Regions from separate parts of the Mus musculus genome. Here all the other regions are linked to region 1. Evidence: chromatin loops called from intact Hi-C (ENCODE). Cell type or tissue: heart. All regions are shown on one strand.

The links. Hi-C counts contacts between places; a loop is a spot of excess contacts. Peaks named below come from ENCODE experiments on the same cell type or tissue, not always from the same donor. Only the 100,000 strongest peaks of a DNase experiment are listed, where the experiment ranks them.
Region 2: a loop joins it to region 1, with 5 times the contacts of the local background. A loop is called at or near these places in 2 of 42 quality-filtered maps.
Region 3: a loop joins it to region 1, with 4 times the contacts of the local background. A loop is called at or near these places in 11 of 42 quality-filtered maps.

The regions. Positions count from the first base shown.
Region 1 is chr9:29,455,267-29,463,266 of GRCm38, reverse strand. It overlaps a transcript of Ntm not described here. Among named protein-coding and RNA genes, the nearest start is that of Ntm, 47 kb to the right of the region's middle. In heart, a CTCF peak has its summit at 4,865 (motif pointing right); no DNase peak of the experiment used is centred here; H3K27ac peaks cover 199 bases; H3K27me3 peaks cover 256 bases.
Region 2 is chr9:28,334,879-28,342,878 of GRCm38, reverse strand. The region is part of intron 1 of Opcml (opioid binding protein/cell adhesion molecule-like); the gene reads right to left. Among named protein-coding and RNA genes, the nearest start is that of Gm39313, 57 kb to the left of the region's middle. In heart, a CTCF peak has its summit at 4,764; no DNase peak of the experiment used is centred here.
Region 3 is chr9:29,404,635-29,412,634 of GRCm38, reverse strand. Ntm (neurotrimin) reads left to right here. Exons shown (of 7, transcript NM_001357602.1): 1 at 1-1,079. The coding sequence starts at 913. Among named protein-coding and RNA genes, the nearest start is that of Ntm, 4.0 kb to the left of the region's middle. In heart, CTCF peaks have their summits at 1,081 and 4,483 (motif pointing left); no DNase peak of the experiment used is centred here; H3K4me3 peaks cover 2,210 bases; H3K27ac peaks cover 930 bases; H3K27me3 peaks cover 1,160 bases.

The DNA of each region.
Region 1 (8,000 bases):
AGGTAACTCAGAATATGCGCCTGCTATTCAAGCTTCTCTGCTTAATCTCCAGAACCCACATAGAAAGGCAGGGCTGGAGAGAGAGGCAGCCAGACAGGTGGATCCCAGCCAGTCCAGACTAATCCATCAACGAGCCCCAGATTCCAGGCAGGGGCCTTGTCTCAAAACGTAAGCCAGATGGCTCCTAAGAAACAACCCTCAAGATTGACTTCCAGTTTGTACACGCACATTCACCTGCACACCCACCCGTTCACACCTCTCCCAGCACCTCAAGAAAAGCAGCCAAGCAGGCAGGGAGGGAAAGTCGTCACAGTGAAGCAGCGAGATTTCCCTTAGGGAATTCCTGTTCGTATGTGTGCTGGTTGGTTGAATCTAGAATGCGTCTATCGAAGTTTCAAGCAATAGGTCCTAGTATGGCACTGTGAAGAGGTGATGGAACTATTATGGATACGCAAGATCATTAGGTGCTGGTGCCCTCGGAAAGGAATATGGGACCTGGTTTCAATCTTTGGCTCCTTGTCTGGGAGATGATCTCTCCACAGACATTCTTCCATGATAGCAACATCAGCCACAAAGCTCTCAGAGCAGAGGTAATGGTAATGCGATGCCCTTGGGCCTTCAGGGGTATGGGCTAAGTAACCTTTTTCTTTGTAATCCAGCCTTGAGGATTTCATCATAGCCTTGAAAAGTGGACTGATACGGTGTTTCTCCCTTCTGTACTTGTGTCCATTAAAATGTGCTTTGAGACAGATTTCATGCTCACTCTATTGATGTCTTGATGTCTCCATTTTCATTTCCTGGTTCCTCTACATCCTGGTCCTTTTTTTTTTTTTTTTTTTTTCAGGCTTAGGTTAGAAGATATTCTTGGAATCCTTTTGACTCTACTATGCAGCACCCCAGGCCTATTCAGAGTGTCTCCAAGAATGACAGTGACCTGGGCCCAGAAATGGTGATTGAAGTCTCTCAGGCACACCTCAGATTCACCAGCACTAGGTGATCTATTCTTGGAGCTGTAAAAATGCAACCCAGTATGAAGTCCAAGAGCAGGAAACTAATGATGGCATAGTGGGAGAAGGGTTCTTCATGTGCTTTTTGAGATTAGCCTATAGGCCACAACTGCTGAGAGCCTCAGTTCTCAGCCCAGAATATAGGCAGCATGAGTGCAGTCTTAGTTGTGTTCCTTTGAATCTTCTATTGGTGACCCCCTACACACACACACACACACACACACACACACACACACACACACCCCTGCCACCCACTGAAATCACACTGCAGGCTCAGGATCTTCTGCCACCTGTCAAACAGGAATGTGGCCACTATAGAGCTTGCATGGGCTTGGTCATACTTTGGATTCATTTTGATTCCCTCATATTTAAAAATCAGATATAGTGACGGTGACATGGTGTGTTACTAAGCATAATCAAATATCACATAAACCAGTGAGTGTCCTATGAGGGAGTCCTAGGAATTGCGTTAGCCTGTGGGAATGAGGTTGGCAGAATGGCTAATCAAACTTGTAAGAAGACTCAATACGTGCATGCTTAGCCTAAAGATGCAGTAGTAGGAGGCAGGAGAATGAGAAGGAAGAAAGAGTAGTATCAGTTGTTGAGTTAGATCAATCAAAGAGTTAGCCTGTGGCAGATAATTGGAAGAACTGGCTAGTTTGGTATAGACTGTTCCTGTCTTATGAGTAAAGAGTTAGAGAAGAATAGAAGAACAAAGAAAAACAGACCAACAGATGAAACAGAGATCAATAAAGACAGAATTCGCTGGGGAGAAAAGCCTGTTAAATGTCTGCTCTGTCTATGGTGGGGCTGGTCACTGGAGTTTGCCAGATGAGGGCCTCGATCTCCTGCTGCTGGAGAGGGTAATGAGCTGGGCTGACCCAAGACATCCTCTCATTGGACTAAGCAGTTTCAATTAAGTCTATCACTCGAGCTAATTATCATTTTAAACTTGATTCTCACTCGCACTGTCCCTCCTGCACTAAGTGGATCAGTTAATGGTCCCAGTGCACAGCAACCCAACACCGGAGGCTTCCTATTATTTCTTGGCCTCCAGCAGGGACCAAGGACTTCTAGAGTGTTAGGTTTCAAGGGGGAAACTGGAGTGCTAATACCCTCTTTCTGTTTCACAGAAACAAAGGCTGAGAGCATTGGGAGAGCGCTCAATTTTGATTTTGATATAGTCAAACTTTCAGCTACATCAAAGAGGCTCTCCACATGCCATGTCTGACCAGGAGTGCCTGGCATTGTTTGAACACAACTAGGGAGAGGAAGCTTGTCACCTACTGGTCTTTTATGGGACAGTTCTGTTAGTCAGAATGTCTCTGACTGTTGGGTTAACATCTGCCTCTTGCTAACTCCTGTGATTTAATCTCAGCTCTGCCTTCCTCTCAAAGTTTCTGGCCTGGGTAGCCCCTGGCTGACTGGTCCTGTCAGTTTCTGTGTTCATGGAGGCAAGAACTGTTCATTATCCCTTTGCGACACAGGGACTGCGCTCTGTGACACTATGTTCTTTACCACGGGACCCAGTCACGCTTTATCACAGTGTCCACTAGGAGACAAGGTCTACATGCCCTGAAGCCCTGGGCCTGTAACCCATTCTTGATAAGAATACTGAGGCTTATAAAGATAAAGTGGCTTACCCAAAGCCACTGGTAACAAATGGCGAAAGCTGTGTTTCACAACATCCATGCAAACAGGAATGGAGAATGCAGTATTTCCGAGTTAGGAATGTACTTATGAGTGTGATAGAAACTGATGTTTGAATGTGGGTGTGTCCAGAATCCCCGTGAGCATGTGTTGAGACGGACTATGGCTGGTGAGTGTAAAAGCAGTCCAAAGGCAGTTGCTACACTTTGTTCACCCTAGGAGGGAAGTAAGAGTCAGCTGCCTCCTACTGCCCATTTACCTGCTGGTCAAAATAAACTAACTAAGTAACTAACTACAGACCATACCAAACTAGAAGATTTACTATAGTCATGTACATATGCATGACCTGGACTGGTAGATCTTTCTCTCTCTCTCTCTCTCTCTCTCTCTCTCTCTCTCTCTCTTACACACACACACACACACACACACACACACACACACACACACACACACAGAGAGAGAGAGAGAGAGAGAGAGAGAGAAACTCACTCACGAATATAAGCACCTGAATAAAACTGTAAGCACTCAACATTACCAATGCACTACACACCTCTCATGTGTGCAACATGGGCAGCACACATGTGCTTTCTAACACCGTATACACTATACCCACCTTCAGACATGCAGATCACACATATACTATATCATTGTACTATAATTTGCACACAAGGAGATGCCTCGGGAATTTCACCATTCCTTTTCTGTTCAGCCTTGTTCCAGATGTGCAAAGGGAAAAACCAAAACAACAGACCAAAGCAGGAGTGTCTATGGGGTCTATAGCAGCCCTTTCTGTCATCGCTGACATCTATGGAGGCTACAGCAGTTGCCATAGAGATGCTACATCTCAGTCTGGGTTCCGTAGGCCGGAGAACTGGGCACAAATCAGAGACCCTGACCCGTTTGTCTGCAGCCATAGCCAGCCACTTTGTCAGAGCTCCAAAGCCCACAGGAATGGAGAGTCAGGATTCAGAACCCATCTCACAGAATTCAGCTTGTGCACATGTGTCCCCTGCATATCTGCGTGGGCTAAAAATACCTGTGCCCTGCATGGCGCCAGAGATCGCTGACAAAGGCATTCGTATTTGCAGTCGAGACACCCTTGGATTACTTCTGCAGTAACCTCTCTCACATTTTAAACAGGTTGGTTAGAGCCATCACTTAGTCTGCCTCCAGGAGGCAGCCATTAAGAGATGTAGCTGGGAATGGCATTTCTTTCTTTCCTTTTTTTTTTTTTTTTCCTTAAAAGGTTTTTAAAAAGTGACTATTTTCATTACAGTGTCGTAAATTTTCTGGTTTAAAAATAAAATTCATTTGAACTTAAGCTTCTTTAGACAAACTAGTGTCTTCAGGGAAAGTAGGTTAATAGGAAAGGTAGGAGGGGCCAGCTTGTCTCGCCAGTTGTTGGGGAATGCAAGCTGGAACACAGTGAGGCTGCCAAGATGGAGTGGGGGGGGGGGGGAGCAGGTGTAGGAGTGTTGAAAGCAGGGCTCCCTCTCTCCTTCCAGTCTCCTGGATTCTTGAAGAGAGAGCAGGATGCAATCATAGGTTCTGTTATAGGCACAAAGGTAAATTAACCAAGAAATTAACTTTTCAGATGTCCAACCATGAGCCCTCCCAAGTACTCCTCCTGGCCACCTGCTGTTTGCACTTACACTGGGCTAAGGAGGGAATCTGGTTCAACTCTCACCCCAGGCCTTGCCTCCGGGCAGGCTGCAGGGCTCCAGAATTAGAGGGCTGGGGGGGAACAAGAAGCCACCCAGATATAGCAGGAAGGTGCTTGCACCTTGTACATCACAGGAGGTGGCAGAAATTAATCTCTCTCTCTCTCTCTCTCTCTCTCTCTCTCTCTCTCTCTCTCTCTCTCTGTGTGTGTGTGTGTGTGTGTGTGTGTGTGCGCTTTCCTCTGTATGCCTGTGTATGTATATCCTTGTATGTGTATCTTTCCCTGTGTACTTCTATGTTTGGCAGAGTTTCTATGAATCTGTGTTTGTGCATGATTATCTATCAGCTTTTCTCTACCTGTGTCTGCATCTTCCTAGTTGCACATGCGTATTTTTGGGTGTCAGTGTGTGTCTATGTGTGTGTATGCACATTCACACTCTTGTGAGTGTGTTTCTATGACTGCAAAGAGAAGGGTGAAATGTGGACAGAGGTGTTTGGGGACACAAAATAAGGTCTTAAGTACACAGAGCCCACAGGCCAGGGATCCCACCACCAGCAGATGGAGCTGTGGGTACAAGTTTGAAAAAGGCCAGCCTGACTGCTGGCCTTGCAGTGCTAACTGAAGAACCCCTAGCTCCCCCTCATCCCAACCCCTTAACCTCCCCAGCCCCCCACCCCCACCCCTCGCTGTCAAGACTGTGTTTGGGAGCCCACTAATCTGCCTCATACTCCTGCAACAAGGAAATCCCGGGGACAGCAGGGCTGCGCTTAACTGAGGCTGTTTTTCTTGGGCTTGGTGGAGTCACAGGATGAAACTAAGAGCTCACTAGCTATTCCATGCCTTATGGAGAGAATTATACTGTTAGGTAAATGAGCCCCCAAAGCACAATGTGCCCCTCATTTCACAGATAAACAAAAGACCTTAATTCCTTTGTGACTTCGGTCACCTTGCCCTAAGGATCTCTCCCTCCCGCCCCCCCACCCCGCCCCTTTTAACTTTGACCAAGATCTATCAAAGACTCTTCCTCTTCTCCCAGCCCCACCCCCACAACCCCCACCTCTACCCCACCCCCGTGTGATCATTCTTTATCTGCAGTGAACTTCTTACTAATAGCTAGCTCCTATCTGATCTCTCTGTCTGAAATCCTTTCTGGCTGCCATTCATTGTAGACTAGATTCATCTTCCCCACAGAGCTTGGATCCTGTCTGGGTCTGTCCAGATATTTCAGCAGCTTGCACCAAAATCAAGTTCAAGCTAGCTCACACTTGAAATAGCAGTATCCCTGACTCAGTATGCCTCATTTCTCCAAGGACAACCCCTGCTCCATCTTGTCTCCTATGCATACCTTGAGCTCCAACTGTCTTTCAACCTCTGTTAATTTTTTTCTGTTTTATTTACCCATTTTAAATAGTACTTCTGAATGGCTCTATCTCCTCCAATTTTATCCTTTACATAGTACACCTTTCCCTATAATACTGTCCTGATGACATCACTAGACACACCCTTTGCCCCAGGTTCTACAGACCTTTCATCTGCACCCAGTGCTATCCTGTACCCCTTTCACAGGTCACTGTGGTCTTTGATACACATGGCTGATTCTGCAGTTAGCATGGCCTTCTTCACTGTATTCCAACCATCACTGTCCACTGGAACTCGTGAAAGCTCTCCAAATAGGTGAACACAAGCCTAGCAATTGTCGTTATGTGTTCTCCTCCTTTTGTACTTACTTTATAAGAAGTCTGTCTCATCTAGGTCAGTTTTGGAGCCCGATCATCTACTGGTCCAGCCTATGGCCATCTATGTGATGAGTAACAGCTCAGTCAGTGTATTTCCAACATGCCACCCAAATCCCACAACAGTAAGAAAGTGATCATACAGAGACAGAGATGAAAAGGTCATTGTGATTCTTGCTGACACCCCATGCTAACATCCCACTCTCATGAGAACTCACCAAGGTCCTGTAAGAACTCCCTTACTTCCTCCACAGAGCAGTACCTCCAATGACCTGATGAGATGCATGAAGCCCCACCTCTTAAAGGCCCCACCACCTCCTACACTGCACTGTGGTATGGAAGGGGTGGACAAACTTCTAATACAAGAAGCTCTATACTTTTCTTTTTTTAAAAAATTGGGTATTTATTTCATTTACATTTCCAACACTATTCCAAAAGTACCCCACACACTCCCCTACCCACTCCCCCACCCACTCCCCCACCCACCCACTCCCACTTCTTGGCTCTGGCGTTCCCCTGAACTGAGGCAGCAGTTTATATGGGCCAGTCTTTCTCCCAGATCAGAAATGGAAAAGGTATGATCACTGTTTTCCTACTATTAGCTAGGTGACTACACACACAAACACACATACACACACACACACAGACACACACACACACACACATGCTGGCTTCTGTCACCTAAGTGCTTAATGGGTGGAATAAGCCAGGATTAATAGACTCCCACTTTTAAAGTTTTTATACTATCCCCTAGTGTTCAAAGTTTCTTTCTTTGTTCAGAGTCTCTTTCTTCAGAGACTGCTGGGAGGAGAAAGGGGATGCTACCCCCAACACAAGCCTCCTGTCCTCACATGCACCTCACTGGATCCTCATTGTTTCTGAGGAGTGCTCATCCAGCTCAGGCATCCAAGAGTATTTCCAAAATTATTTTCTTCATTTCAGTTCGAAGACGTTCATGTTCTCTTTTTGGGATGCATGCAGAACGCAGACAGGAATTGCAATGATCTGCCACCACTGACATCTGTTCGCATCCTGCTGCCTCCCGAGAAATTGGCCTGTCCTATCCTTGTTCATCCTTCGTCCCAAATAAAATTTAAAATGACTTCAGATGGCTTAGGCAATGCCAGCTCTACGATTTCCAAGTGCTATTTCTAAAACTTCATGTATGTTCTCATTTTAGGTTATTCTTAGTAAAATTATAGTTTTAGAAACAGAAGGAGACTTTGGTGAAAATTTGAGAGATAATTTAATTGTAGATCCCAAGGCAGATGCTGCTGTCTCATACTTACTGTCTTGTCCCTGTCATTTCTCATCAAAATCAGACCTTAGAATTCCCACTGGGGTGGGAGGAAGCAACCAGCTCTAAGTAGTGACTCTTCTGTGATGATTGACAGGCCTCTCTCTCTCTTCCATGCTAGGGCCCCCATTCTTGCTTTGGGGCAGGCTTCCATGAGGACTATTTGCTGTTCAGAAACCACATGATTTAATCCATACCACAACTCTACAGTTCAGATACCAATTTTATAAGGTGAACAAAATGACACAAAGAAACTTGAAGTAACCTTGAGGTTCTTTTTCAGTAGAATGGTTTAATTATGTGAGCTTGATGCCTTCATGTGCCCCCCCCCCCATTGTCCCTCAAATTCCTTCCATACTCACCTCTACTTCACCTTATTCCAACTTTATATACTATTTTTATTTTTATAACCCACAAAATACAGTTTGTTTTCTCGACATGTTCAATGGCAGAGAAGCTTTCAATTAAAGTACAATCTGAAAGAATCTGGGAATTCTTGAATGTTGCCTAGTATTTTCTTCGAGAAAGGCATCTTTTGATCCCATGAAGTAATTTTGAATACTGATAAAGCTTTACTTTATATTATTTATTATATCATGTACCACTTATTACTTTTTTACTCTTAAGATTACAGTTACATTTTTCCCATC
Region 2 (8,000 bases), 1.1 Mb after region 1:
GAGTTACAGAGACAAAGTTTGGAGCTGAGACGAAAGGATGGACCATCTAGAGACTGCCATATCCAGGGATCCATCCCATAATCAGCTTCCAAATGCTGACACCATTGCCTACACTAGCAAGATTTTGCTGAAAGGACCCAGATAGAGCTGTCTCTCGTGAGACTATGCCAGGGCCTAGGAAACACAGAAGTGGATGCTCACAGTCAGCTATTGGTTGGATCACAGGGCCCCCAATGGAGGAGCTAGAGAAAGTACCCAAGGGGCTAAAGGGATCTGCAATCCTATAGGTGGAACAACAATATGAACTAACCAGTACCTCCCCTCCCCCGGAGCTCGTGTCTCTAGCTGCATATGAATCAGAAGATGGCCTAGTTGGCCATCAGTGGAAAGTGAGGCCCATTGGTAGTGCAAACTTTATATGCCTCAGTACAGGGGAATGCCAGGGTCAGGAAGTGGGAGTGGGTGGATGGGGGAGTGGGTGGGAGACTTTTGGGATAGCGTTGGAAATGTAAATGAAATAAATACCCAATAAAAAAAAGAACATTAAAAAAATGAAAAAAAAAAGATACTGAGAAAACCAACCTACTTATCTTCATGGGCTAGAGGCCATTATTTATAATACTCCAGTTTCATGTGCCTGGAATTCTCTTAAATCTTTCATGATATGTTTGATCTTCATATGACTTACTTAAAAATAAATTCTTCAATTCTGTCATTAATTTAAGTCTCCAACTAAAGCAATTATTTTATGACAATTTAAAGTTATTCTTGGGCTGCCAAAATCAGCACAAGAAACAAGAGACAGAAGAATCTGTAGTGTGAAAGAATTTAGGGACCCACATGATCAAGGTTAGGTGACTCCTGGAAGTTGAAAGGACATGACACACTTGAGAGAGATTATAAAGCTGGCACAAAGGAAAACCGAGGGCAGATGAGTCCCCATGTGAGCTATCTAAACTTAAGAGCAATGGGTAGTAGTAAGGAGTCAGAATGGTCACAAAAATATAGTCAAAGAAACAGAATTCCCAGCACTGCTTGCTAGAGTAGATGGCTAGTGATGATGCCCCCACTTCTTATATATTGGCTGTCCATAAAATAAATGTGCATGACTCAGAGAGCATCTGTACTTACCTCCAGTTGAACTCTGCAAAGAAATGTTCTTAAAGTCTTCATCTCCGCCATCTATACTCCCAATACTGCTGTTAGTGTGACTTGGCATTGAAGCAAGGAAATGACTGTGTGTACTAACAACCACAGCAGTAATACAGCTTACATTTCTATTGCTCTCTCCTATGATTGTCAAAGTGTTTCTCTCAACAACCTCAGGAGGAAGAGGAGACCTTTTGGTTTTTCTATTTGTCATATAACAGAGCTATGATCTGCACGATTTCACATTGACCACCTAGAAATGAGAATTCTGATGACTGAACATGTTTGTTTTGAGATGACACCAGAAATTAAAGGGTCAGGGAAGATAGGAAGCTCAGAATAACATTTATTTTAATCAAATTAAGTGTACTGTAGTCCTCATGGAACTTAATCTGACAGTACACTGCATGGTAGGTTACCATTACCTCCAGTGTATGGATAAGCAACTGCACAACATGGAAAACTTAGTTTGTTATCTGTGTGGCTTACAGTAAGTAGTCCAAGTACCCCAAGACCCACTGACCTCATTATTAAAGTAGAGATATTAGTAACCAAATTCATGCAATTATTGTGTATATTAACTGGATGAAGTGGGTAATGTACTTGCTTAAGAAAAACAAATTGTATAAACTTTATGTCTGCTGGTGATATGATTAAACTGTGTTGCCCCACTGGGGAATTGGGATAGATAATATTACATTAAAGGGCCACCTGTATTGGTTTAAGAAAGTTCTCTGAGTTTAACGTTAGCCTGATACACAGAAAGTTTCAGGACAGCTGAGCTTAGACAATGAAGGAAACCATCAAATACAGAAAGCTGGTGATGATATAACTGAATGGGGGTGTCATGTTTCTGCCCCAGCAAGAAGCAGAACTTGGCAGCTTCAACTAAAAGGTTCTGAATTTAGAGTCAAGAATAGCAAAGCAGGTTATGGAATCTCCCCCCACTGAGGAAAGCCACTGAGGCCAGGCATATGTCAGTGGTGTTCCCTCATGGAGGCCTAGAGAAGCCATTGTGTCAAGCTGTGAAGGTAAAACCTGGATTGCCTTGGAGACCTCAAAATGTTGGAGATGCCAGAGCCATGGGATACCTGCCTAGGAAAGCTCCTAACAAGGCGTGGAACCAGCCCAGGAGAAAAGAGTGTTCTGCAATCAGCAAAGCTGAAAGAAGTTTGAGATATGAACATTTTGACATCAGACATAGAGATGCAAAGTTTGGAATTTGCCTATTTTGTTTTTAGTCTTGCTTTGGTCCTGTATTTCCTCACTAAGCTTCCTTCCCTACCTTTTATTTTTTTTGGGGGGGGAGGGGGGAAGGGCGGTAATACATATCCTGTACAATTTTATATTGGAAGTATGTAATCTGCTTTTTGATGCTGATTTTTACAAGGGATTGCATTGAAGAGACTACAAGAAACTCTGAAGAGACTTCAGATTTTTAAACAAGTTTGAGACTGTTATAGACAATGGGGACTTTTGAAGTTTGGACGAATGCATTTCTGCATTATGATATGGCTACAAGCCTCTGGGGACCAGAGGGTGGAATGTAGTGGTTTGAAAATAAAATGTTCCCCATAGGCTCATAGGGAGTTACATTTTGGGATGTGAGGATTTGTTGCAATGGGTGTGGCCTTGTTAGAGGAAGCATGCTTCATTCTCTTCCTGCTGCCTGTGGATGCAGATGTACAACTCCTAGCTCCTTCTCCATCAGCATGCCTGCCCGTATGCCACCATGCTTCCTGCCATGATGATAACAGCCTAAACCTCTGAACTGTATGCCAGCCACAATTAAATGTTTTCTTTTATAAGATTTGCTGTGGTCATGATGTCTCTTCACAGCCATAGAGACCCCTAACTAAGACATCACTGAAGCAAACTATAACCACCATCCAGTTCTCTGAGATGCACTGCTCAATGGACTACTGTGAGAAAAAGGCTAACACTAATTCTCACCAGGTACCCTTCTTCCTACCCACGGGAGCTGCACACAAGGCATCTCCCCTCTACTTAGCTATTATCAGAACCACAAACCAGAAAATCTTTTGACTGGCAAGAGACCAAGACATCAATTTTCATCCCACATCTGCCTGAAAGAGTAGGAGTGATGTTATATTACCAGTGACATTTTCTCACTGGAAAGATTGCCTGGATCATATTTATATTTATTTTCCTAAATGCAATATTCAAACCACTAATAGAACAAAATCTACTAATTAAATTTCATTCAATAATGCATTTTTCACCTTAGCTTAGCGGTGTCCTTGTACATTTCTGCCAGGATACTGCTAATAATGTCTTATTTAGCTTATAAATGGTGCTTATCATCAAATTCAAAAAAATTAACAAGCATCAATGAGCCTAAAGTGACAGCACAGTAAATAATTTGAAATGCCTCCACACTGTAGACCTATTTTTCTTTTTTGCTTAATTTGATTTCATTTATTTATTAAAAATTAAGCATATGGATTCAGAATGATGCTAGCACGGCTGCCATGGAAGTCCCTGATGCTGCCAACATGTCCATAGAATAGAAGAAACACCCAGCAGACTAGAGGCTCACCCCTTGAAGGAAAAACATTTCACAGCCCCCTAGCACCATGACTGGGCCCATTGCATCTTCTCCAAGATGGTTTTTGAACTCTGCTTCATCATTATTATTATTAATAATATTATTATTACTGCTACTGCTACTACTACTACTACCACTACATTTGTTATTCCTGGTTAAATTGACCTTCTGTGGTTAAAGTGAATTACTTGGAAGAGGTCTACAGTTTCTATGCCATTGGGTAAGGTTAATAATCCCCTTGTTGTGTGTCGTTCTTTGTGCTCATAACATACTTGAGACTTAAGAAGGACCTGGATGGTATTATCCCAGGCCAAGTACATTGTGTAGTAGCCTGTGACATGTGATCTCCACAAGCCTCCTCCATAGATGTGGTAGGTTACAATTATTCTGTTGTACTGACCAGGGAGCTATGGTTGAGAGAAGCTAATCTTCCATCCCCAGTCACAGTAGCAGCACACCCTTGACACCCCCAGGCTTTGTGACTTGACACTTCCAAGCTTAGGTATCCTCATTTGCCCTTTCTTCTCCAGCCACACTGTCACACATTTCCCAGAAGACAGAACTCCCATTACTATTGGCGTAAGGTCTCTGTTTGTGTTTATATTTACTAACTAAACATTATCAGTTCCGCTATTGGTCATTTATCTATTCCGATCAAATACTTAGCAAACATTTGTTTTGTATCAGGCTGAGTTATAGACATATACATGGCAGAAATGAGAATTCTACCCTCTTGTCATTCAGACTCTGGCATGTGCATGTGGGTGGTAAGTGCTAGACAATAAGGAAAATGAATGGTTATATTATGTAGTAGAACTGGGAGTGTTAATTGGAGAGCCGAGTAATAAAGAAAAAGCAACTAGAAGATTATTAGATGGACAGTGGTGGCTGAAAGAAGAAATGCCAAATTTGGTTCCCCGATTCTGCTTTGTGGACTCTTTCAGAAGGTTGATGCTTTTACCTCCTCCTCCCTGGTACATTTATTCCATAGATTAAACCTACCCCCAGTATAAGAGAGAATAGGATTTCTGCAGGTCTTCTAATTAGCTAGAGCAACGTTGACATCCAGTGGTGAATTTGATTCATCACAGGTGCCCACACTTAATGCCTATATCTCTGACTGTCAGGGGGTATATGGAGTGAGTGTTGGCCTGCTGTTTCTATGCAGCTTGGCCTGGGGTACCTCTACACATGTATACTCTCTTTCCATGCTTTAAACTAGTCTTCAAGAGCATGCAGGTTACCATAGCAATATGCAATAGCTAGTCTATATCCAAGGCATGTGTGTGCTCAAATTTGCTCGCAAACTCACTCATACACACACACACACACACACACACACACACACAAAGGCATCAAACTACCTAATATCTGTATATACATATTCTAACTATGTCCTTGCAGATGTTTGTATATATGGTTCCTATATTACTTAAAAACATTAGCCTGATGACACGGTATTCTTTCTCACATGGTCCCCTCTTTATCCTTAGAACTGTGTTGTAAATAACAAGGAAAGACTACCACCCTGTATCCTACAGACTTTTCCCTCAAGCTAATTCACAGTGTTGTTTCCACTGAAGCAGAATCAGGTATGGCTGAACTGGGCTTCCTTGCTGATCTGCTCATAGTAGCTCGGATATCAGCAGAAGCCTGCTGTCCCTGCACTGATGACAGTTGATTGCCTTCATCCAGGGGGAATAGTCATATCTTCCCAATGCTTGACCTGGAGAAACCAAAGGACACAGGACACTGCCTGGCCCTAAAGGGCACCAAGTCCGGAGCAGACATGGTCAGAGACAGAATAAAACTTCAATTCGACTCCCCACTTCTTTTTCTTTAAAGGCAGGACCCATCAGAATTTACAAGCCACTTACTAATTAATATTTTTTTGTGTATCCTAGTAATTGCCATGCATTGAAAACTTGGAGACAATTGTCTCACTGGAATCTGAGGCTCAAGCCATGCTACAAAGCTACATTTTCAAATCCCTTTTACCTCTTGATATGAGGAAAGAGAAGGAGAAAGAGGACCCTAAACTAGTTTAACACAATGCACAATTAAATATTGATTGGAAATTCTTCCTACGAATTTCCCCTCTACCTCCCTACCTCCACAGGGAGGTGTCTGGATGTGATTCCTAAGCTGTCCCCATACAGTGATTACGTTCATTAGGACACCAGCCTTGTGGTTAAAGCACTTTCCTTACTGCTGCACGTTTAATTAGACAACTCTTCCCCAGAAATTATTTATAGCCAGGCTGCAGAGCTATTGTTAGTCCCAATGTAAATAAGATTCAGGGCGGGAGTCCCAGTGCGCTGCAGTGGCTGGCACTGCCGCCATCAGCCCACTCCTGGTGCACACTCGGGGACTGCTTCCAAGCCTTTACAGCTAGATCGCTGCTGTTTAAAACCCCTGGCGTGATTCTCTAATGAAACTTTTAATACAAGCCCTTCCAAAAGACTGGGAATCTACCAGGTCAGTGTGAGTGCACGGAGGAGGAGTTAAGAGAAGAAGGGGAGGAGCTGGGAGAGACAGGAGCTGCCTCCAAGGCAGTACTCAGCTTTCCTAGTTCAGCTAGGGAAGTGTGCACATGATCTGTTTTAACACAGCCATCCCACATACAAGCAACTGCTTTGGGCACTGATGGTTAAAGACCCAGATATGGATTTTCAAGTATAAAGCTGTGTTTGCAGTCTGGGCTGGTTGAAATGAATGTCTGGGGACTGGGAGGTAACCTGTGAGCCCAATGCCCTTTCAATACAGTGTACATTAAAAGTGTTGAAGCTGCTTCCAAATCCAGGGCTTGGACTTGGTGCTGGCATGATGAGGGCAGCATCACCTCTGTCTGCAAGATGTTCATAATCAGGTGAACACCATTAGTGTGTAATCAAAGTAAACAAGAATGCTATTTGAAGAGCTTTTCATATCAGCAACCATGGATTGTCCAGGGCCCTCTGGATACTGCCACTTTGCATCATTTAATGAACTGCCTTAGGAATAGAATGCTATTATTGCAATGCCGGTGCCAGACTTTTCATTGCTGTGACAAAATGCCTGATGGAGTAACTTACAAGTGAGGTTTCTCTTGTCTCATCTGCTCAGAGGTTTCAGTCCATGGTCAGTCTGCATTGCTGCTTCTGGACAGGGATGAGGCTGAGCGCCATGGCAGGGTGGGCAGGGAGGGGCAAACTCAGCCAATTACCTTAGGGCTACCATCAGACAGAGTATTAAAGCTTGAGTATAAAACATACCCTGTGGGCCTTTGTATTGAAGTTGGTCCCCAGCCAGGTGCTCTGTGTGGAAGATGTGGGGGATCTTTGGGCAGTGGGCAGAGCTGAAGAAAATAAGTATCTAGAGTTGTCTTTGATGGGTATATTTGGTTCCCTCTCTGTCTGCTACTGATCTGTCAAGAGCGCATAATCTTCCCCATCACCTGATCCCATGGCCAGGATGTTCTGCGCAAGCCCACGTAGCTGAGCACCCAAGGACCGAACCCCCTCAAGCCCTGCGCAAGCCCACGTGGCTGAGCACCCAAGGACCGAACCCCCTCAAGCCCTGCACCCAAACAAGTAAACCTCTTCAGGTTGTTTTCCCTCCGTCTCTGCCATGGTGATGCAAACGCTGCCTAACACTGAGAGAGCAGAACAAATCCCAACCTGGCCTTGGATATCATATTCAAAGTGGCTTTCTCTCTTAGTTAGGAGACTGATGGCCCCCTCACAGGTACACCTAAAGGCACGCTGAACATCTCTTCATGGACACTTCTCACAAGTAAGCTTGCAATCAAATGAACCACAGCAACCCTCACTTGTCAGCAGCTACACCTGAAGCTTTAAAAAGTACCAATGACTCTTGATATGCAACAATAAATATCCAGCAATGTGTCCTAGTTTGGCCTCTGTTGCTGAGACAAACACAATGACCAAAAGCAACTTGGGAAGGCAGGGGTTTGTTTGGCTTATAGAACCCCATAAGAGTCCATAATTGAGGGAAGGCAGGGCAGAAACTCAAGCAGGAACCTGGAAGCAGAACCGTACAGGAATGCTGCTTATTGTGCTTATTGATTTTTCCCCTTTGGCTTGCTCAGCCTGCTTTTTCTTTTTTCCTCCCTTCCCTTCCCTTCCCTTCCCTTCCCTTCCCTTCCCTTCCCTTCCCTTCCCTTCCCTTCCCTTCCCTTCCCTCCCCTCCCCTCCCCTCCCCTCCCCTCCCCTCCTTTCCCCTCTCCTCCTCTCCTCTCCTTTCCTTTTCTCTTTCTGTTATTGTATATTTTCTTTATTTA
Region 3 (8,000 bases), 51 kb after region 1:
AGTGGCGGTCAGGGATGGAGCTGCTGCCATGACAACCCCGGCGGTCGGGGCCCGCGCGCGTCGGGGCTGCTCCCGGGAGGAAGGCAGCGCGGAGGCCGGGGGCGGCCGCTGAGCGTGGCGTCCGCGGCTCCGGTGGTGCCGACTGCGCTTCGTCTTCTGCAGCGAGCCAGAGAGCGGGCTAGGGACCGCTGCGGTCCGCCCCTGCCGCGCCGCTCCAACCTTGCTGCTGCGCTGCAGAGACAGCCCAAGCTGCAGCGCGAATCTGGGCTCTGAGCAAGTTGACCGTGGCTCTGCGGCAGGATTCCCGAGTCCGGATTGCAGGAAGCCGGCTTAGCAGGCGCCTCCTTGCTCCCTCCGTGCCGCCTCTTGCGTGCTCTACTTTCCATCTGCTATTGTTCCAGATTGTTTCTGGCGCCGAGCCTTGCTCTGAAACTTAAGAAAGTGCTGGATTTCCTCTCGTTCGACTGAGGAATCGTAGACCACATCTGGGTAGCTGGATTCAACCCAGCCACAACCCCGTTGGATACCAAAGTGCTTACTCCTGTCCAAAGTGCCATGCCTGAACTGCTACGGGGAAGAGGCAGCTTCTGAGACCCGCACCTGTGCGCCTGCTTGCCTGCCTTGCGCTTCTCCTTCCTGGCCACCTTCCTGGCTACAGGCAGCACGGAGAAAGTCCGCCTCGGATGTGTGTGGAAACTGGTTCTCGGAGGCTGCGAGCTGAGGCTGGATTTAGGGGAGGAATATTAGACTTGGAGGAGTCTGCGCGCTTTTCTCCTCCCAGTGCATCGCGCGGTCGCCGCTAGTTCATCGCTGGGTCCCCGCGCTCACTCCCCACCCCACCCACTTCCTGTGCTCGCCCGGGGGGCGTGTGCGTGCCACTACCGGAGTTCTGGGAAGTTGTGGCTGTCGAGAATGGGGGTCTGTGGGTACCTGTTCCTGCCCTGGAAGTGCCTCGTGGTCGTGTCTCTCAGGCTGCTATTCCTTGTACCCACAGGAGTGCCGGTGCGTAGCGGAGATGCCACCTTTCCCAAAGCTATGGACAACGTGACGGTCAGGCAGGGGGAGAGCGCCACCCTCAGGTAGGGAACTGCCACTCTACTAAATGATGATTTGTTTCGGCTGGGGCAAAGGGGCAGGGGTGCGGGTGTGTGCTCTGGAGCAAGCCAGGGCTAGTGGAGAGATCCCTAGCTTGCTGCGCTGCACAATTCCTGGATGAGCTAACTGCTCTACCAAGGAATGTGGCAACCTCAGGGTAATGCTAGGGGAGAGCTGTGCTTTCCAAACCTGGCTCCTTTGACCCAAGGGTTTGTTAAAGGTGAGGGATAGCTGTCTTATTTTGAAGCCAATGGTCCTGCTACTGCCTTTTCCCGAGCCTGACAGCTATGGTGACCTGGGGCTTGGCTGAGACTCAGCATGGATGATCTCCCTGCTGAAGTTAATGAGTCCCAAAGCAGGGATCTGGCTTGGTGTGGATGCCCTCGCACTACCCGTGCCATTGAGAGTTGCCACAGGGTCTGGACTCTGCAAAAAAAAAAAACCTCTTTTCCTGAGCCTGGATTTTACTAACGTTTTTTTCCTGGGTTGTCTGTTCCATGATACGGTGGGCAGAGGCAGATGTGATTTCCTGTCTGAATGTGGCTTTTGGACACTGGTACCATGGACTGTGATTTGTCTGTGGAGAATGCCTTCTACACGAGTGGACCGTGCTCTGATTGTTATGCATGCTCACCAAAGCAGCATGTACAAAACTTGGCACTCAGCAAACCCTAAGCTTTAGTGTTGTGTTGGGTCGGTTCTGGGGTTGAGGGTTGCAAGCTCTGGGGAGGAGGAGGAGAAGAATCTTAGCTACATTTTGTGCTAAGTGGGGCAAGACTGTCTCCCTCGCGATATTGCTACTGAAGCACTGACTCCATTTCCAGTTGATAAAACCACACCACTCACAGGAGGGCTACACGCCGGATGATTGTAATGGGAAATTCTCATCTCTGGAATTTTTAAGGGAGCAAGCAACTCTCCGTACCTCTCCTTGACTTAGTGTGTCCTTTTTAATAAAGTTTTAAAAACTGGCCAATGGTACTGACTGCAGGCAACAGGAAACTATTTTCATCCTCTAACGTGGAGATTCTTGGGAAATGAACCTTGGCCTTGGTGCCAAATGTCCTGGTTCCATCAGTGATGAGCTTGGAGTACCTGTGGACTGTGCACAGGGTACCCACAGGACAGACGATCTTGGGGAGTGAGTGCTGATATTACAGAGTTGAGTTGTGAGGACATTTTCAAAAAATACACGTGATTTAAAGAAACCACACAAGGGGCTGCAAACATCCCCAAATCCTTTGTCTTTGAGGACCTAACTCTTATGACTCCAAGGAACTCCTGGTTACTTATTGTCACATGAATGAACTTTGTAGGGACTACTTTAGATTAAGATGAACTATCTGGTTTTAAATATGCATCGGTTCCAGACTTCTTCAAAACAAAGACAAACCTCTAAACAATATAGTCAAGAAAATTTAGTGTTCTGTAGATGCCCCCTCTGACCCTAATCCTTGGCTACAGGGAGCAGACCTCCAGGGACAAAATAGAGACACTATCTATGGTGGATTGTTTTAGATACACATAGACACCTATCCACACACAGAACAGTGACAAAAGAGAAAAGAAGTTGGTCAGTGACCTAGAGATCTGAAGCTATCAATAGACCTCCACAGTGACTCTCACATTCTAAGGGAAGCAAGGGGATTGGAGTGACCAAAATGTCACCCCAGGACAGCAGTAGTCCCATAGTTCAGGAGGATATGGCCTTTTGAGAGTGACTGTATCCAGCAGGTGCCAGGGCCCTGGACTTGTTTCTAACAGGGCATTATTATGTATTGACTGCTTTGCTCTTGCCGTAGTCTCTTTCAGACACCAGCGTTTGTTTACAGTTTCGCAGACAGTTCACACAGTGGTCTTGTTTGAACACAAACAACACTATGAGGATATGGGTGAGGCTGCTTCCCTATATATACATCAGGATGGTCACCATCTAAGCTATGCTGTGTCAGGCCAAAAGACCGAATATCTTTGCGACTTTCAGGAGGGTGGACGTCTCAGTGGATGGAACCCTAAAACTGAGGGATGAGATGATCCAGGGTCTTCTTTCTGATCAAGAAATAGGGGCTGAAGTCCTCTGCTCACATGGAAGGCCACCCTGCAGCAAGACTGCAGTTCCCCTCATGACCAGCAGAGGGCTTTCTGCGCTGGTTACTTTTTATTTGGCTTTGTTCTCATCAGTATTATCCTGGAGGTCTTTTGTAGTCCTTAAAGAGAATAAATGTCTCAGCAACAAATTCTACTTTGTAGAAACTTTAAAAGTTTATCTAATTATCTCTAGTGATCTTTCTGGAGATACTAGGAAACAACCGCACTGGCAATCTGTACAGAGTTGCAGGCCTTTCTAAACTTTCCATCTTGGTGAGATCACATGACACAGAATTTTAAACTAAATATCCCAGTGTTGTTGAGAAGTCGCCTTGTATTAGGGAATACTAAAGTGCTTTATATAATATCCTATCTGTCATTCAACCTCCTAACATTATAAGTGAATTCTAATAATAATCATTATGAAGTTGCTACTATTATCACATTTTACAGATGAGAAAACGGAGGCATTGGCATGAAGAATTAGCCTCTCTTGGAGAATTTTACTGTTAAATGAGGAGATGGCTTTACTGTTAACGTGCTTGCTTTGTTCGGAATTCCTGATGGATCCCTAGTCTAACCTCTCCTCTCGCAGGAAAAAAAAATTATTTGATGAAGGTGGAATAGCTAGGAATTTTTGAACTGGGTCTAGCAGGAGGTTAACTAATGATGATGTTAGTAAGTTGAGTAGTATTATCACTTATTGACCAGCCTCTATAGTACTATGAACTATTACAGTTAATCTTCCCTACTCTCTGAAATTCATTTAATTATCTCCCATTTTATGGATGAGAGAGTTGAGACTCAAAGAGCATCATTTATCTGAACTCCCAGCAGTAGCAAGCAACAGAACTAGACCATGTACATTGAGATTTCCCAAGACTTATCAGGGCCCAATAAACACCGTGTCTTCCTACTTCCCCAGTGGGGATTAATGTCTGCCATCATTTTCTTCTTTGTAGTGTTGTGTAACTGTCTTTCTGAGTGGCCTGAGTGTATTATGGGAGAGCAAAGATCACACCTTTTAACGTCATGAGCTCCCTCACTAAACAGATGAGTTAAAAACAAAACAAAACACTCTTCACGCCTTCCCGGATTTCTCTGACTTTCTTTTGTATGTTAACAGTGATCAAACAATAAAGATTTATTGTGTGGTTCTCTCAGGAAAGGTGCAAAGCCAAGAGATGAAGTGTGGAAGGAGTCCTGGGTGCACTCACCAGGGCCAGCCTGTGAACAAGATAATCCAGATTAATACATGGGGCTAGGATGGCAACAGGGGAGGCTCTGAGCACAGTGCCCCCTGGTGGAGGGAGGCTCTCAGTGGTTAGGACTGAGAACAAGTAGAGATGGTACTAAGTAGCTCAGAACCCAAGATGGCTACTGGGCTAGTCAAGCTCAAGTACAAACCTTGAGGAAACATCAGAATGCCACTCAATGGCTCTGCCCAGTGAGGAACCTTCCACTAATAAAACAGCTACTACAAAAGTGAACTATTTCCTGGGTATGGGAGCAAGCCAGAGACTGTCTCTGCTCCCTGTCTTGTGTCTAGAGTTGTAGTGGCTCAACCATCATGTTTTTTCGTGGATGAGTTAAAGATAGAAAGTCTGACTTAATGTACAAGATTAAGGCTGAGTTTTTATATTGCAACACCATAAAGTACCACAGAAGATTGTGGTAGATCTAGAGATTCCCCTTCCAGATGTAGAAAACTGGGTTCTTTATGGGTCTCTGATAGTTCCTGAGATACTCTGAGGGTCCTGGAAGGCAGAACTATGTCTTCCTTGGGTGTTTATCCCAGTGTTTAGCATATGGCTTTGCCCAAGGGCTTTACTTTGGTTGTCCTTACTACTAAGAATAATGCTATCCACAGTTATTTCTGATTTTGCCCCAATTCAAATGTCAACCCCCGCCCCCCCAGCGCCTTAGTGTTTTCACATTGGCTTACCAGAGTGGCAGCTTTCTCCTGAGCACTCATCTCTGTCTGAAGTCATTCCATTCTTTTGTTTGGTTACCTTCTTCTCTAGTACAGTGAGTTTCTTGGGGTTAGGTAAACCCTCTGGCTTATTTAGCATATTGGCATTCACCAGTGTCTTTGCTACAGCAAGTGATCAACACAGTACCTGTACGAATGATTGAAGAAGTGTGTGTCTGAGATCACTCCCCTCCCCACTCCCCTGTCTCTCTTTACCTTGTGTCCCTTGACCTGGGGTGTCCTCGGTCTACCATCACAGTTGCCCTGGTCACATGTGATGTAGGGTAGTTCCTGAGGAGTTACTTGTGTGCTGGTTCCAAATACATGCCATCTGTTGAGCTGAGGTCTCCCTGAGCTGCACACAGATGGGCTGTGCTGGGAGTTTGTTCCTTATTTGAGATCTGTGCCTTCCTCTCTGGCAGGCCACTTTACTACCCAGTCTTCCAATCTTTGGGGGAAATGTTCCTGATGCTGTGCCAGATGTACCTTAGAGAAAGTAGCCTACTTAAGATGAGGAGGAGGGCAGAAAAACATCCCCTTCCCAGCATCTATTTTTAGAGTCCCCTGGCAGCAGTTGTCTCATAGTGGGACTATTGATCCCTGCTTATGGGTTCCCTCCTTCCGAATAGCAATGCCACGAAGGAAGCCTGCCTGGGCTTCCTTCCTTGCCCCCTCTCAGAGATGCTGACTGTGCTCCCCTGAGGAACAACTCAGGCATCCAGCCTGTCTACCATGGCTCTAAGGAACATGGGCAAATGCTCCCTTGCATGGAAGTTTCTAGAATTATGCTGAGCCCACTGAGGAGCTGGAAACCAACATGGGAAACATGAAAACTCAACTAACTATGGGACAGAAGGGAGGATGTATTGGGTTTTACTGGAACCCAAAAGGGTACAGAGAGGCAACCCAGTTTTCAGTCTCTCTTCCATTTACCAGAAGTACTCTGTAGAAATAGTTATCGAAGGACACACAACATTTTGAAGTGTGGAAGAATTACAGGGACCGTGAAGGTCAGCCACATGGTTTTACGTGTAGTGAAGGTGATGACAATCAGTCTTGCTCCAGTGTGAGAAAAATACATCCAGCATGACCTCCAATCTCTGCCTCTGGGCTCACCAGGCTGTATGTGCCTAAAGGAAAGTGGCTTTGCCCACTGAATAATAAACCATTCTGAAGATCTATTGGGTGTGCCTCTGATACAACTGGTTTATTGAGTCACTATGTTCTCAGTTCTTACCTAACTCTGCTTTCTTTGGACCAACGCACAGTGTTACATGACAGTTCTGATTCTGTGTGGGACAAGCCTGCTTCACCTGTGCTAATCCTTGGGGTTTAGTGCTTTCTCAGTGGAATCACAAAAGAGATGCAGTTGTTGTTCTAATACAGACCAGAAAACAAAAGTGGGGCTTTCCCTCATATGACAAGATCAGGTAACAGGCTCCTGGGCCTTGCTTTTGGACACTTTCTCTGCCAGAGAGCTGGACCCCTTTTATGCATTTTACCTTCTGAATCAAGTCCCTCTGTTCCATGAACCTAGTATACTTGCTTGCTCTTCCTTGAGTAACAAGGAGTTCCTTTTTTCATGAGCTTTGATTTCAGGCTTGGGCATAAAGAGGGTTTATGTAGTTTGTGGCATGGACACACAGAGAGTCAGTCTGCATCCCCAGGACCCTTTTCTGAATCCTGGAGCTGAATGGTTTTGTTCCAAGGAAGTATTATTCCAAGTTCTACCATTGATCTTTTGCTTCAGATATCGACAACCTTGGGCTTTACACAATCCCTCAAATATTTTCAGGTGTTTTCCCAGAGCAGGACATCAAACGATTCGAGATAGAAACAATTCTATAAGGATGCCATAGTTCAGTGCATCTGGATGCCAAGTGGTTGAGGTCCAATGGGCAGGGCTGGGCTCTATCTATCTTTCTTTGTTTTCCTTCCTTCGTCCTTTCTTTCTTCCTTCCTTCCTTCCTTCCTTCCTTCCTTTCTTTCTTTCTTTCTTTCTTTCTTTCTTTCTTTCTTTCTTTCTTCCTTCCTTCCTTCCTCCCTCCCTCCCTCCCTCCCTCCCTCCCTCCCTCCCTCCCTCCCTCTCTCTCTCTCTCTCTCTCTTTCTTTCTTTCTTTTTCTTTTTTCTTTAGATATGTGGAATAGGACCATTCACATCTCTTCTGGGTTATCATGGAAAAGCATAAAACTAAATACTATTGATATGTACCTATTCTTTAGGGCTGAACATTTCACTAAAAATCATTTTGTTTCCAAAGGAACAGGAAAGTTGGTAAATTTCTATTATAATTGATAACCAGTAAAGATAATAGAGAATACTACCAATAGTATATGTATCTGTATGCATGTAGAGATGTATGCAGATGCTAAAAAACCAAAACCAAAACCAAAAAATAGTGTTTTTAGAACATGAAAAATGTACTGGGTTTAGGATGCATTTTCAGATTTCTTGTTCGAGCAAAGAAAAAAGATAAACAGAAATTTAACTGAGTGACAGCTGGTGGAGACAAAGGTCTCGGACACAGAGTACAGAGTTCCAACTTATATTGCAGTGGGCGTGTGTTGCAGGACAGAATGGTGCACAAGAGGGAACATGAGCTTGGAGTCAGAAGCCTAAGCAGCCCTGATGTAGGCATCTTTTCAGTGTGATGTAGGCATCTTTTCAGTGTGATGTAGGCATCTTTTCAGTGTGTTTTCAGACAAAAAACATTAGTCTCTTTGTTTGAAGAGAACAGTTGCTACCTATCCCATGATGTGTTGGGTGAAACTAAAGTAGTGCAAATGACTTTATGCATAATGGTATTTTATATGACTATATCGACATATATAAACTTATGTATAT